3 separate regions of the Homo sapiens genome follow, and all the other regions are linked to region 2. The links are chromatin loops, found by intact Hi-C in ENCODE. Cell type or tissue: MCF 10A. All regions are shown on one strand.

Region 1 (4,000 bases), 140 kb before region 2:
AAAGGAGTAGAAGTGGATCCTAATCAAGGAGCATTCCATACTCCTAGAGTTGGGAAAGTGGCAATTGATGCCTGGCTGGATTTCAAAGTGCTATGGACCCGTAACCGCCATGTGCCTCCCCTTCCTCCTCTTTTTGAATGGAATTGTTTATGGTGATTATCCTGTCCCTGTTTCACCAGGTATGTTGCAAAGTAGGGGGCAGGTACCACGTCTCTTTAGTTTATAGGCCTCTGCTTCAAGGGGAGATGTGGCCATAGTGCTGCACCTGTAGAAAAGCAGCCAAGGCACCTCATCTGTATCTGCATTTAGAGGATTGAGATCCTTGACTTTGAGACCAAGACTGACACCATAATGGGATACAACCTTTGGGCAAGCAGTGAATATATTTTGTATGTGAAAACAAAGAAAATAGTTTTTGCAGCCCTTTCTATTAGAATATGGAATCTATTTCATCATGCCTTTATGCCTAGACTGGCCTCATGATTTCCTTTGGTCAATAGAATGTGGCAGAGGTGACATTAAGGAGCTCCAGAGTTTGGGCATAATGAAGCCCTGATACTGTTGCCACCATGTAAGAAAACCCGAGCTACTGAATGTTGAGGTATCACATGAAGAGAGAGGCCTGGCCAAGTACCATGGCGCCAGACAGGTAGGTAAATTAGGTCATTTTAGACCCCCCAGACCCGGCTGAGGGGCCAGCTGAATGAGGCCACACAAATGAGCCTCAGTTGAGCCTTTCAGTTGAGACTAGAAAAACAACCACCCCATCAACCCACAGAGCCATGAGAAGCAATACATGGTGGTTTTAAGCGACTATATTTTGGGTGGTTTTTCACACAGCAATAAATATCAATAAATAACTGATACACTTTCCAACTGATTATTTTTACGTTCACACCCAAGTGAAGGAAATTCAGGAAGAAAAGCATGTTCTTGCCACCTATGGGAAAGGAATTATTGCATACAGATTATAATGTAACTCCTTTCTCTCTGTTAAAGTCTACCATAGTCACAGGCACTATACCAATCTGAATGTAAATCCAGGATCATAAAAACCTATTTGGATCCAACAGCTGAACAGAAGAGTTCTAAACCCACAGATGATGTCATTTGTTTATTTTCTTTAATTAATATACACTTGTATATTTATTATTTTAAAATGAACCCAGGGACCTTTCTTCCAAATCAGGGGTAAGAGTTTCCTTCCCAGAACCTACCTGGGGAAACCTGGAGAGATGTATTTAACTCAGAAAATATTGGTTAGCCATGCCAACTGAGAAAAAAACATTAGTCAGCTGTAACAACATTGTCACTGCAATGAAGGCAAAGAGGAATTTGAGGTCATTGTTTAAGAGTGTGGCTGACTGCAATACTTGCTACTAGAAAATTAAAATACAGCTTGACGCTTGAATAAAAGTCTCCATGAGTGAACAGAGCTTTCTTCTTTTCATTGAAAAAACATATAATTCATATAAGCAGTGATGAATTTCCTGGTCACTACATTTTAACAGAATGAGGGCACATCGAAGCTATAGGAATGTTCAGCCAGCCGCTGGGGGTTTCATGTGTTTACTGGCTTCCTGCCCACAGCTGGAACTTAGGCAAGTCCTTTTGGTTTGTGCCTCTGTTTCTGTTTGTAAGAAGACACAACTTGTCCCCCAGGGCTTGGCCCATTTGAACCTGGATGTTCTTAGCATGGAAGAGCTTAACTGGTAACTCTAGGATTAAATGCCATTTCAAAGATTCCCTTGGCATTACTCATTCTTCCTTACTAGAGTTCAAGGTGCAACTCTGCCACTTGCTGTGAGACCTTGAGCAAGTTATATAACCTCTGAATCTCAGTGTCTTGTCAATGAAGAAAAATGATTCCTGTCCCCTTACCGGATGGATTGGAAGAATAGAGATAATATGGGTACAACCCCTTAAATGGTTCCTGGCATGTAATAGTACTTCTCTTATAGGGTTTTTATGAGAACTCAATAAGTTAATATTTGTAAAGCACTTAGAATACTGGCTTGCATATGGAAGAGTTTGTTAAATAAAATAAATAAAAATCTAGACTCTGTTGCAATCAATGGAGCCAGCCCTCAGGAGTTTGGCTTCCGTTGTCAAAATGAAGCACAGAGTCAAAAGCCTGATTACTTCAGATCAAGACCAGAAGTCAGAATACAAGTATTCCCAGGTATTCCATATAACCCATGCACATGGATGCCTGCTGTATGCACCAGCTGGGCACTCCAGGTTGCATCGGGGAGGATAGTAGCAGTTAAGACGAAGGAGAGATTAACAAACTGCTACTTGGGTGGCCTAAGATGGCCTCTGTTGTGGTCATTGGTGTTGCTGGCAGCACCCATTCCCCTTTCTTCCACTTACTTTAGGGAGCTACCCAGTTCCAAGGGACCCAGTGTTGGCAGAACTGCCCATCAAGGTGTGTCATCCTTTATCTGACCAAGAGCGAGCATGTGACCCACCTGGATCAATCAGAAGCTGTCTCTCCCTGGGCTCAGAATCTCCAGCTAGTGGTACTGAGACTCCTGGACACTGTGGTTCTGGCCACTCTCTGAAGCCGTTTAAAACCTCAGGGGATGGGACTTGAAAATTTGCACCTTTATCAAGGGCCCTGATGATTCTTAAGCTATGAGTTGGAAGACTGGCTTCTGGTAGCCACTGATAAAGTCCACGACCAGACTGAAGAATTACCAGAAAGTCACACCTTAAATCAACACTTTTTAAACTGCCAGCTGGTTAGTGAAATTGATCACTGGGTGGTATCCAGCACTTTTAAAATGAAACGAGTGGAATGGACTGCGGTAAAACGGGTGCAGATAATAAGATTTCATGAAACATTCACTTTTAAAAATGAAATAAGTATAATAGAGTGGAATGGACTGTGGCAAAATGGAGTACAGATAATAAGGTTCCATGAAACATTCTTTTTTTTGAGATGGAATTTCACTGTCACCCAGGTGGTAGTGCAGGGGCTCCATCTCAGCTCACTGCAACCTCCGCCTCTCAGGTTCAAGTGATTCTCCTGCCTCAGCCTCCTGAGTAGCTGGGACTACAGGCGTGCACCACCACACCCAGCTAATTTTTGTATTTTTAGTAGAGACAGGATTTCACCATGTGATCCACCCATCTCGGCCTCCCAAAGTGCTGGGATTACAGGCATGAGCCACCGTGCCCAGCCCCATGAAACATTCTTAATCAGCCAGCTATATGAGTACATCTTGATTTGCAACATAAAGTGTATTTATTAATGTATTTCTCATCTTGAGTCTTGACAACAAAAAAAAAATAGTGTGGAGGCCATGCCCTGAATTATATTTCCCAAATTTGCTTTAGGATAAGAATCCCCTAGGGAGCTTGTTAGGAATATAGATTTCTAGGCCCTCCCTCAGGCCATTCAGATTGGGTCTGTTTGGAGTGGGGTGGGATTTGCTCCTTTCTCCTCCTCTTTTTCTTTCTTTAAATAATAGGGACCCCCTGGTGATTCTTACCATTATCAAGTGGTATGTGGGGGTAGGGTGGCTGCCCTAAAAGCAGCTAGATCTACTTTTTTTCTTTCTCTTTCTTTTTTTTTTTTTTTTTTTTTTTTGAGACAGAGTCTCACTCTGTGGCCAGGCCGGACTGCAGTGGCCCGATCTCGGCTCACTGCAACCTCCGCCTCCCAGGTTCAAACAATTCTCCTGCCTCAGCCTCCCGAGTAGCTGGGACTACAGGTGTGTGCCACCATGCCCGGCTAATTTTTGTATTTTTAGAAGAGATGGGGTTTCATCATGTTGGCCAGGATGCTCTCAATCTCTTGACCTTGTGATCTCCCTGCCTCGGCCTCCCAAAGTGCTGGGATTACAGGTGTGAGCCACCATGCCCAGCCAGCTAGCTCTACTTCTGAGGGAAAAGGAAGCCATCAAGGAAGGCTGAATGCTCATTTAATTAGCAGTCGAAGTGGGAAAGCTGCAAAATCGAGATGCAGTAAAAACCAAGCCACAGAGGAGCGAGG
Region 2 (4,000 bases):
AAATTCTGCTGAGTATATAATGCAAAAATATGGTTGCTAATGAGTGGCACTGATTTAACAGGAAATAAGGAAGAAAAATACAAATTTTGGAAGAAAATAAGCAATTTTATAATGTTTCCACTTGTTCCAAATCCAACTTCATTGCTTCAAGGGGTAGCTTGGAAATTTTTCTCAAGAAAGCACAGTAAATATTCCTGAAGGCGATCTATTTTCTGGCCTGGAAGAAATGGGTAGAAATGACAAATTTCCTACAACAACCTCTGAGAAATTTGTGCTGATGACACCTCTGATGCTAAATTCTTCTTTCCACTAGCTATATACATATATATAGTGAAGAACAAAGAAGAGGGCAGCAAATTCCTGCTTTTTTTTTATTTAAAAAGAAAATCCTTTAAGTCCTTGTGGCTGCATTGTTTGTGTGTGAATGTTTGTGTGTGTGTTTTAAAGACATTTTGAGATAGTTTAGGGAGATGTCACAAAAACATCTTCCTCCCATTAGAAATTCTGATTTTACACCGTTAATTGGCATTTTCAAAACACCAAGCGCCCAGTTTGAAGTCTACAAATAAAACACAAACCCAGATGTTGCAGTTTACACTTGCATGCATTTAACACTTCATAAGTAGTTCATTAAACTGATAACACTTTAAACACTAACACTGGCTCTTTCAGACTCCCTCGGCTTGTAATTGTCCTGAGGCACCGAGTGAACCCTTCCTAGTCTGGGAACCACAGGAATTTACATTCTTGACGTGTGTCTCTTAATTATCGACACTCCGGGGTCCCTGGCTGACTCAGGGAGGGCCGGCTCGGGTCTGCACGCCCCAGTGACCGCGCAGAGGGACAAGCCGGAGGGCCGGTGGGCCAGGGACACCGAGCAGGGACACAGCCTTGGGACGCACGCAGGGCAGACGTCAGACACGGAACGGAGCGAGCTGGAGCCTCCCCACGTCCTCAAGCACCGCGGCTGGGTTTCCGCTGAGCCTCTTGGGTTTACTAAGCAGCTTCTTTCTGACTAGAACAGTTTTCCAGCAGTGCCTCTCCCCATGTTTAACGGCCTTGGAATGAATGTTCACCTCCCTCTTGCCTTTCCTTCCAAGGATGGCATTCCCGGCTGCCCAAGTTCTCTCTAGAAAATGGGAGACCTTGGCTTGGCGTGGGTCCCATCTCCAGGGAATAAGCCTCTAGGCCCTGGGGTGACTAGTATCGGACAGGCAGCGGAGGCCCTGGGTGTCCTCCTGTCCACTCACAGGACAGGCGCAGAACAAGGGAAGGGAAGGGTTGCTAACGGTGTGCCAGGCACCGTGCGCAGCTCCGCAAGCGTTTCGGTCAGTTCCACCACACGCAGATGCCGCAAGTACAGGGCGGACCTCGTCCCTGCTGCGGAGATGAGTCCAGGTCGCCTTGCCCGAGCTCACGCGGCTGCAGACGATGCGTCCCGCGGTGCCGACTGGGCGCGGGGCACTGTGCTTAGGAGCCCTGTGCTGCCCCATCTCCGTCAATCCTACCAACTGGTCGGGACCTTTATCATCCCCATTTTGCAAAAGAGAGAATGATGGTAGAAAGGAAGGAGGAATTGGGACTCAAGTCCGCCTGGCTGCCTTCTGACAGCGGGCTTGGCCTCTGAACTACAGCCTCCTCTGCAGACACAGGGTGTGCAAGGCGAGTTAGAGGGTCTCAAAGCCTGGGCCCAGAGATTTCACCCCAGGGGATGGAGAACCCGCTCTGTTCGCCCCTGTAGCCGGATCCGGACCCGGGGCGCCCTGCGCTCCCACGCCTCCCGCCCTAGGCATGATCCCCAGCCCCACGCAACTGATGCGGAAGGGATGGGTGACTGAGCGGCTGCTGATTGATTAACCTAGCTGGGCTGCAGCGAGGCCCGAGGAGGCCCGCAAGCTTCCTTCCCAGGCAGAGAGCCCCGCGGTCCCTCGGAGCCGGGAACCGTAGCCCGAACCCCTGCTCCGAGCCTGGAGTCCGGAGCTCGAGCCGAGAGCGCGAGCGGGAGCCGGACGTGCAGGGGCTCCGCGGCCGGGTGCACAGCGCCATCGCGTGGCCAGCTCGGGGCCGCGGCTCCCTCCCTGTAGAGGCGGCGATGGGCGGGACCACTGCGTCCCTTTAGGATCATCCCCTTATCTAATTAAACTAAAGAGCTGCACAGCAAAAGAAACTACCATCAGAGTGAACAGTCAACCTACAGAATGGGAGAAAATTTTTGCAACCTACTCATCTGACAAAGGGCTAATATCCAGAATCTACAATGAACAACAAATTTACAAGAAAAAAACAACCCCATCAAAAAGTGGGCGAAGGATATGAACAGACACTTCTCAAAAGAAGACATTTTTGCAGCCAGAAAACACATGAAAAAATGCTCATCATCACTGGTCATCAGAGAAATGCAAATCAAAACCACAGTGAGATACCATCTCACACCGGTTAGAATGGCGATCATTAAAAAGTCAGGAAACAACAGGTGCTGGAGAGGATGTGGAAAAATAGGAACACTTTTACACTGTTGGTGGGACTGTAAACTAGTTCAACCATTGTGGAAGTCAGTGTGGCGATTCCTCAGGGATCTAGAACTAGAAATACCATTTGACCCAGCCATCCCATTACTGGGTATATACCCAAAGGATTATAAATCATGCAGCTATAAAGACACATGCACACGTATATTTATAGCGGCACTATTCACAATAGCAAAGACTTGGAACCAACCTAAATGTCCAACAACGATAGGCTGGATTAAGAAAATGTGGCACATATACACCATGGAATACTATGCAGTCATAAAAAATGATGAGTTCATGTCCTTTGTAGGGACATGGATGAAACTGGAAACCATCATTCTCAGCAAAATATCACAAGGACGAAAAAACCAAACACCGCATGTTCTCACTCATAGGTGGGAATTGAACAATGAGAACACACGGACACAGGAAGGGGAACATTACACACTGGGGACTGTTGTGGGGTGGGGGGAGGGGGGAGGGATAGCATTAGGAGATATACCTAATGCTAAATGATGAGTTAATGGGTGCAGCACACCAACATGGCACATGTATACATATGTAACAAACCTGCACGTTGTGCACATGTACCCTAAAACTTCAAGTATAATATAAAAAAAAAAAAAGGATCATCCCCTTATCTCCAGCTCTGGTCTCCGGAGGCCCGTGTGGCTGGAGCAAAAAAGGCAATGGGCCGGTGGAGTCTTGTTTAGTGGGGACGCCGTGGTCAGCTCTGAGCTGTTCCTACTGTTCTTAGTGGAGGTAGCAAGACCCCCGTCTCTCCTGGTGGGTAGTGTGGATGTCGCACAGACAGAAGCTCAGGTGGCAAAGGGTCGTGGAAACTTCTGCACCTTCCAGAATACGTGGGTCCATGGACGTGGACCCACGGCCACGTTAAGGCTCATGTTCATTTGTTCAGTTCACTTATTTAATTCATTTGTTCAGTGGTTCCTTCATTAATTCAGTCAATAATATTGTCTTGAGCACTTACTGTGTGCCAGAACCCAAGGTCGGGGCTAAGGATAGAAAAGAGAACTCGGGAGGCTGAAGCAGGAGAATCGCTTGAACCCGGGAGGCGGAGGTTGCAGTGAGCCGAGATCACCACTGCACTCCAGCCTGGGTGACAGAGTGAGAGTCTCCGTCTCAAAAATAGAAAAAAAAAAGAAAGAAAGAAAGAAAGAAAAAGTAACAGAAAAGATGGCTTACAGTCTTTCTTGCCAGTCTCATGAGGCCAGAATATTTGAAAAAAGCATAAATTAAGATACACAGGATTATGAAACAAACCGATTATACTGTCATGCAGTTATCAAAATATTTTTAAGTGGTGCTATACTCGTATATGTTCTTCGTTGATAGAGGATGTAACAGGATCTACAGACCAATCTATTAACTACAGTCATTTCAAAATAGTGATTAGCCCAGCTGATATTTTGAGATAACTGCATCAACTACGACGTGATAGAAAAACAGCTGTGATTTCTGTTGGAGAC
Region 3 (4,000 bases), 230 kb before region 2:
AAATTGGTGGGAGAATGAACTTCTCTGCAAGGGGTGTTGGGATAAGTAGATAGCAACTGGAAAAAAAACAAAATCGGACCTGTTTCTCCATATACTGGGTTAAATTCCAAGTAGACAAGAGATTTAAATATAAAAACTGAAACTGTAAAAATAAGAAAATATTGGCAAATGGCTTTCTATCCTTGGAGATTGTGAAGCTTTCTGAATTACGGCTCAAATCCAGACATGGTAAGGGAAAAGATTGAAAAATTTGGTTGTATTGAAATAAAAAAAACTTCGTGTGACAAAAAAATCAACAACAACAAAAAAATAAAAACCACCATGAGTAAGATAAGACAAATGACAAACTAGGAAAAATAATATTCACAGCTTATATTAGAGACAAATTATTAATAGCCCTAATGTATTTGAAAAAGCTCCTTAAAATGGAGGAGAAAAACTACAACAATTCTGTAGAAAAATATACTAAGGATAGTATATTTATTGATGTTCAAATATTTGCCCCCTTAGGGCAAATCTTTCTGTAGAAAAATGGGTTAGAAATATAAGCAAATAATTGACAGAAAAAGAAATCCAAATATCTCTCTGTCGCTCTCTTTTTTTTTTTTTTTTTTTTTTTTTTTGAGATGGAGTCTCACTCTGTCACCCAGCCTAGAGTGCAATGGTGCGATCTTGGCTCACTGCAACCTCCACCTCCCAGGTTCAAGCAATTCTCCTGCCTCAGCCTCCCGAGTAGCTGGGCTTACAGGCACCCACCACCATGCCCAGCTAATTTTTGTATTTTTAGTAGAGATGGGCTTTCACCATGTTGGTCAGGCTGGTCTCGAATTCCTGACCTCAAGTGATTTGCCTGCCTCGGCCTCCCAAGGTGCTGGGATTACAGGTGTGAGCCACCATGCCCGGCCATCTCTCTTAACAGTATGAAAAGATAATCAACTTCATTAATAATAAGATAAATGTAAAATAAAAACTATACCAACGTACCATTTCTCACCTATCGGATGTCAAAACCCCAAAGGTTGACAACATGCTGTATTGGCAGACCTATGGGGAAACAGGCCCTCTCATTCAATTCTGGGAGGAATATGAAATGGGACAATCCCAGGGAGGAGACTGGCACTATCTAGCAAAACCACATGGGCATTTAGCCTATGACCCAGCAATGCCACTTCTAGGAATCGCCAAGATACCTTGGCAAAAATATGAAAAGACAGATACACAGGCTATTCATCACAGCACTTTTTATAAGAGCAGATGACTGAAAACAACCCAAATGTCCACCAGTAAGGAACAGGTTAAATAAACTATAGGACAGCTACATGATTGAGTATGTACTATGCAGCTATGAAAAGAAATGAGGATGAACCCTGTGATAGCTGTGGAGTGACTTCCAAGGCATGTTAAGTGAATCCAAGGCAGAAAAAAGAATAGTCTGCTGTTATTTATCAAAGAAAGGGAATATATATGTGTGTGTATCTGTGTGTATGATTATATATACATACATATAGGCACACATATATAATCATGTATATAATCACATATATGATATATATATTATGTACACACATAAATATATAATCACATATATGATTTGCTTGTATTAAAAAGGAAGAATAAAATGTATTTTTAAAATAAGTTATTTTTGAGGAAAAAAGGAATAGTGTGGAGAGTTCAGAGATGAAAGCTAGCCTTGTTACTTACATTTTGAGTTTCAAATTTGGTTTTGGAATCATACAAATGTTTTACATAATTGTGAAACCAAATTATAACACTAAAATTTAAAAAGCTAGTCTCTAAAAGCTGATGATAAAATGAAACAAATGAACCTAACTCTGGATTGAGCTGATGGCATAAGCAGAGACAGGAACTGCTCCAAGTGACTTTTAAATAAGATAACTTGACAGCATGTCCCTGGTGAGTATATACCCTAAGGATAAAAAGAACTTAAAAAAAAATTAAACTATTTTTAGTAATCATATTTTGGTGCTAATGCTTATATTATTATTCTGCTATTGTTCTAAGTATGGTGTGGGATAAAGCAAATGAATAATTATATTGGTGTCACTGAAAAATGGGATTTTTGTGGATGCAGATTAAGATCAAGGAATTTAGGTAAAATCTTACAGTCTTGATTTTGAATGAGGAGTATCAGTATGAACTTGATAGATTTTTCTCAAGGTCTGTCCGCTTAAAAGGCCTGGAAAGAATGACCAAACCAGTAGCAATGGGAACACCTATCACCCAGATTGTGGTTCTATTGGACAGAACCAAAGCTTCTTGGCAAGATGGAGGATTCCAGGTCTGGGAGGAAATAAACAAGGTGAGCCTGGAGCAATTGTCATAACTGAAAGCCAAAAAACTATCAAAGACTAGAAGAAACATGTCAAAAAGACTCAGGAGACAACTTGCAAAACCTCCCTCAGGGCAAATATTTCAACATCAATAAAGATAAAAACTAAGAGGGATTGAAACACATCGAATATGTTTTAATCCATGAGTTCCAAATGGTGCTAGGAAAATCATGGGTCACTCTTGCAGAATGCTAGGGTACAACTCATTAGTTTGAAAATTGGTAAATGAAAGAAAGAGGAAAGCTTATCTTGTTTCTATAAGAACCCTACCTTAGGAAACAAAGGAGCTGGTGAGAGGAGTTTCTCTTCAGAAATGTGTAATAGGTCACGAAGAGGAATGATGACAATAATGAAGCCAGCAAGAATACGTCCTCAGCTTCAGAGGTTCCTACCTGGGAGACAGAGTGGAGAAGAGAGGGTCCTTTTGCAGACCTTAATGAATTAATGGATCTAGGCAGTGATCATCAATGGCTGCAAACATCACAAACAGAGAAGCAACCTGACTGATGGAAGAACACAGCTCTACTCATGAGGTGGTCTTACAAAGCAATCAGACTTGAATCTGATCCAGAGCCTAGATCCAACTGCCAACTACGGGAAGTACAGGGTCCAGAGGAACAGGTTAATTCCTCAGGGATGGAATCAGCGAAGTGCAGACTATGGGAAATTCTACACGATAAGTGACCCAGTTTCTTCAACAAAAAAAGTTACGAAGATATAAAAAAGAGAGATAAGGAGGAGCATATATATTTTAAAAAGCCTTTACAGACTACCGACCAATTTAGTCTCATTGTATGGACCTAATTTGAAACCACCTTTGAACAAACAATTTAAAAATGTTTGAGATAATCAAGGAAATGTGAACACTGGAATATGGTCTAGATACTTGGCAATATTAAGATACTAATGAATTGTTAATTCTTAACCATATAAGAATTAGGTGTGGTAGTATTATTGAGGTATTTTTTAGTATCCTTATATTGTAGATATACATATTGGGATATTTATAGATAAATTGCTATATCTATATTTATAGATCTATAATTATATCTATAGATATATAAAAATATATATATTTATAAATTTATATCTATATTTATCTATAAATATCTATAAATATCTATATTTATCTATAATATCTATATATAAATATATATGAATATATAGATATTATCGATAATATCTATATATAAATATATAGATATTATCGATAATATCTATATATAAATATATAGATATTATCTATAAATCTATATAAAATATATATAAATATATAGATATTATCTATAAATCTATATAAAATATATATAAATATATAGATATTATCGATAATATCTATATATAAATATATATAAATATATAGATATTATCGATAATATCTATATAAAAATATATATAGAGAGATATTATCGATAATATCTATATATAAATATATATAAATATATAGATATTATCGATATCTATATATAAATATGTAGATATTATCTATATATAAATATGTAGATATTATCGATAATATCTACATATAAATATATAGATATTTATAGATAAATTGTTGTGCAGAATCCTTTTGCTGTTGTTGTTTTAGAGATAGAGTTTGCCCTTCAGGATGGAGTTCAGTGGTGTGATCATAGCTCACTGCATTCTTG

What was found. Peaks named below come from ENCODE experiments on the same cell type or tissue, not always from the same donor. Only the 100,000 strongest peaks of a DNase experiment are listed, where the experiment ranks them.
Region 1: a loop joins it to region 2, with 5 times the contacts of the local background. A loop is called at or near these places in 3 of 110 quality-filtered maps.
Region 3: it touches region 2 in a loop (3-fold over the local background); 4 of 110 quality-filtered maps call a loop at or near these places.

What each region holds. Positions count from the first base shown.
Region 1 is chr10:121,090,216-121,094,215 of GRCh38, reverse strand. No RefSeq gene overlaps it. Among named protein-coding and RNA genes, the nearest start is that of LINC01153, 86 kb to the left of the region's middle. In MCF 10A, no CTCF peak of the experiment used is centred here; a DNase peak (open chromatin) is centred at 1,725.
Region 2 is chr10:120,947,108-120,951,107 of GRCh38, reverse strand. All of the region lies in intron 2 of LOC105378519 (a long non-coding RNA gene), which reads left to right. Among named protein-coding and RNA genes, the nearest start is that of WDR11, 98 kb to the right of the region's middle. In MCF 10A, a CTCF peak has its summit at 2,033 (motif pointing left); a DNase peak (open chromatin) is centred at 2,027.
Region 3 is chr10:121,177,594-121,181,593 of GRCh38, reverse strand. LINC01153 (long intergenic non-protein coding RNA 1153) reads right to left here and starts at 3,057. Exons shown (of 2, transcript XR_246197.3): 1 at 2,622-3,057. The region is part of intron 1 of LOC124902515 (a long non-coding RNA gene); the gene reads left to right. In MCF 10A, no CTCF peak of the experiment used is centred here; a DNase peak (open chromatin) is centred at 2,353.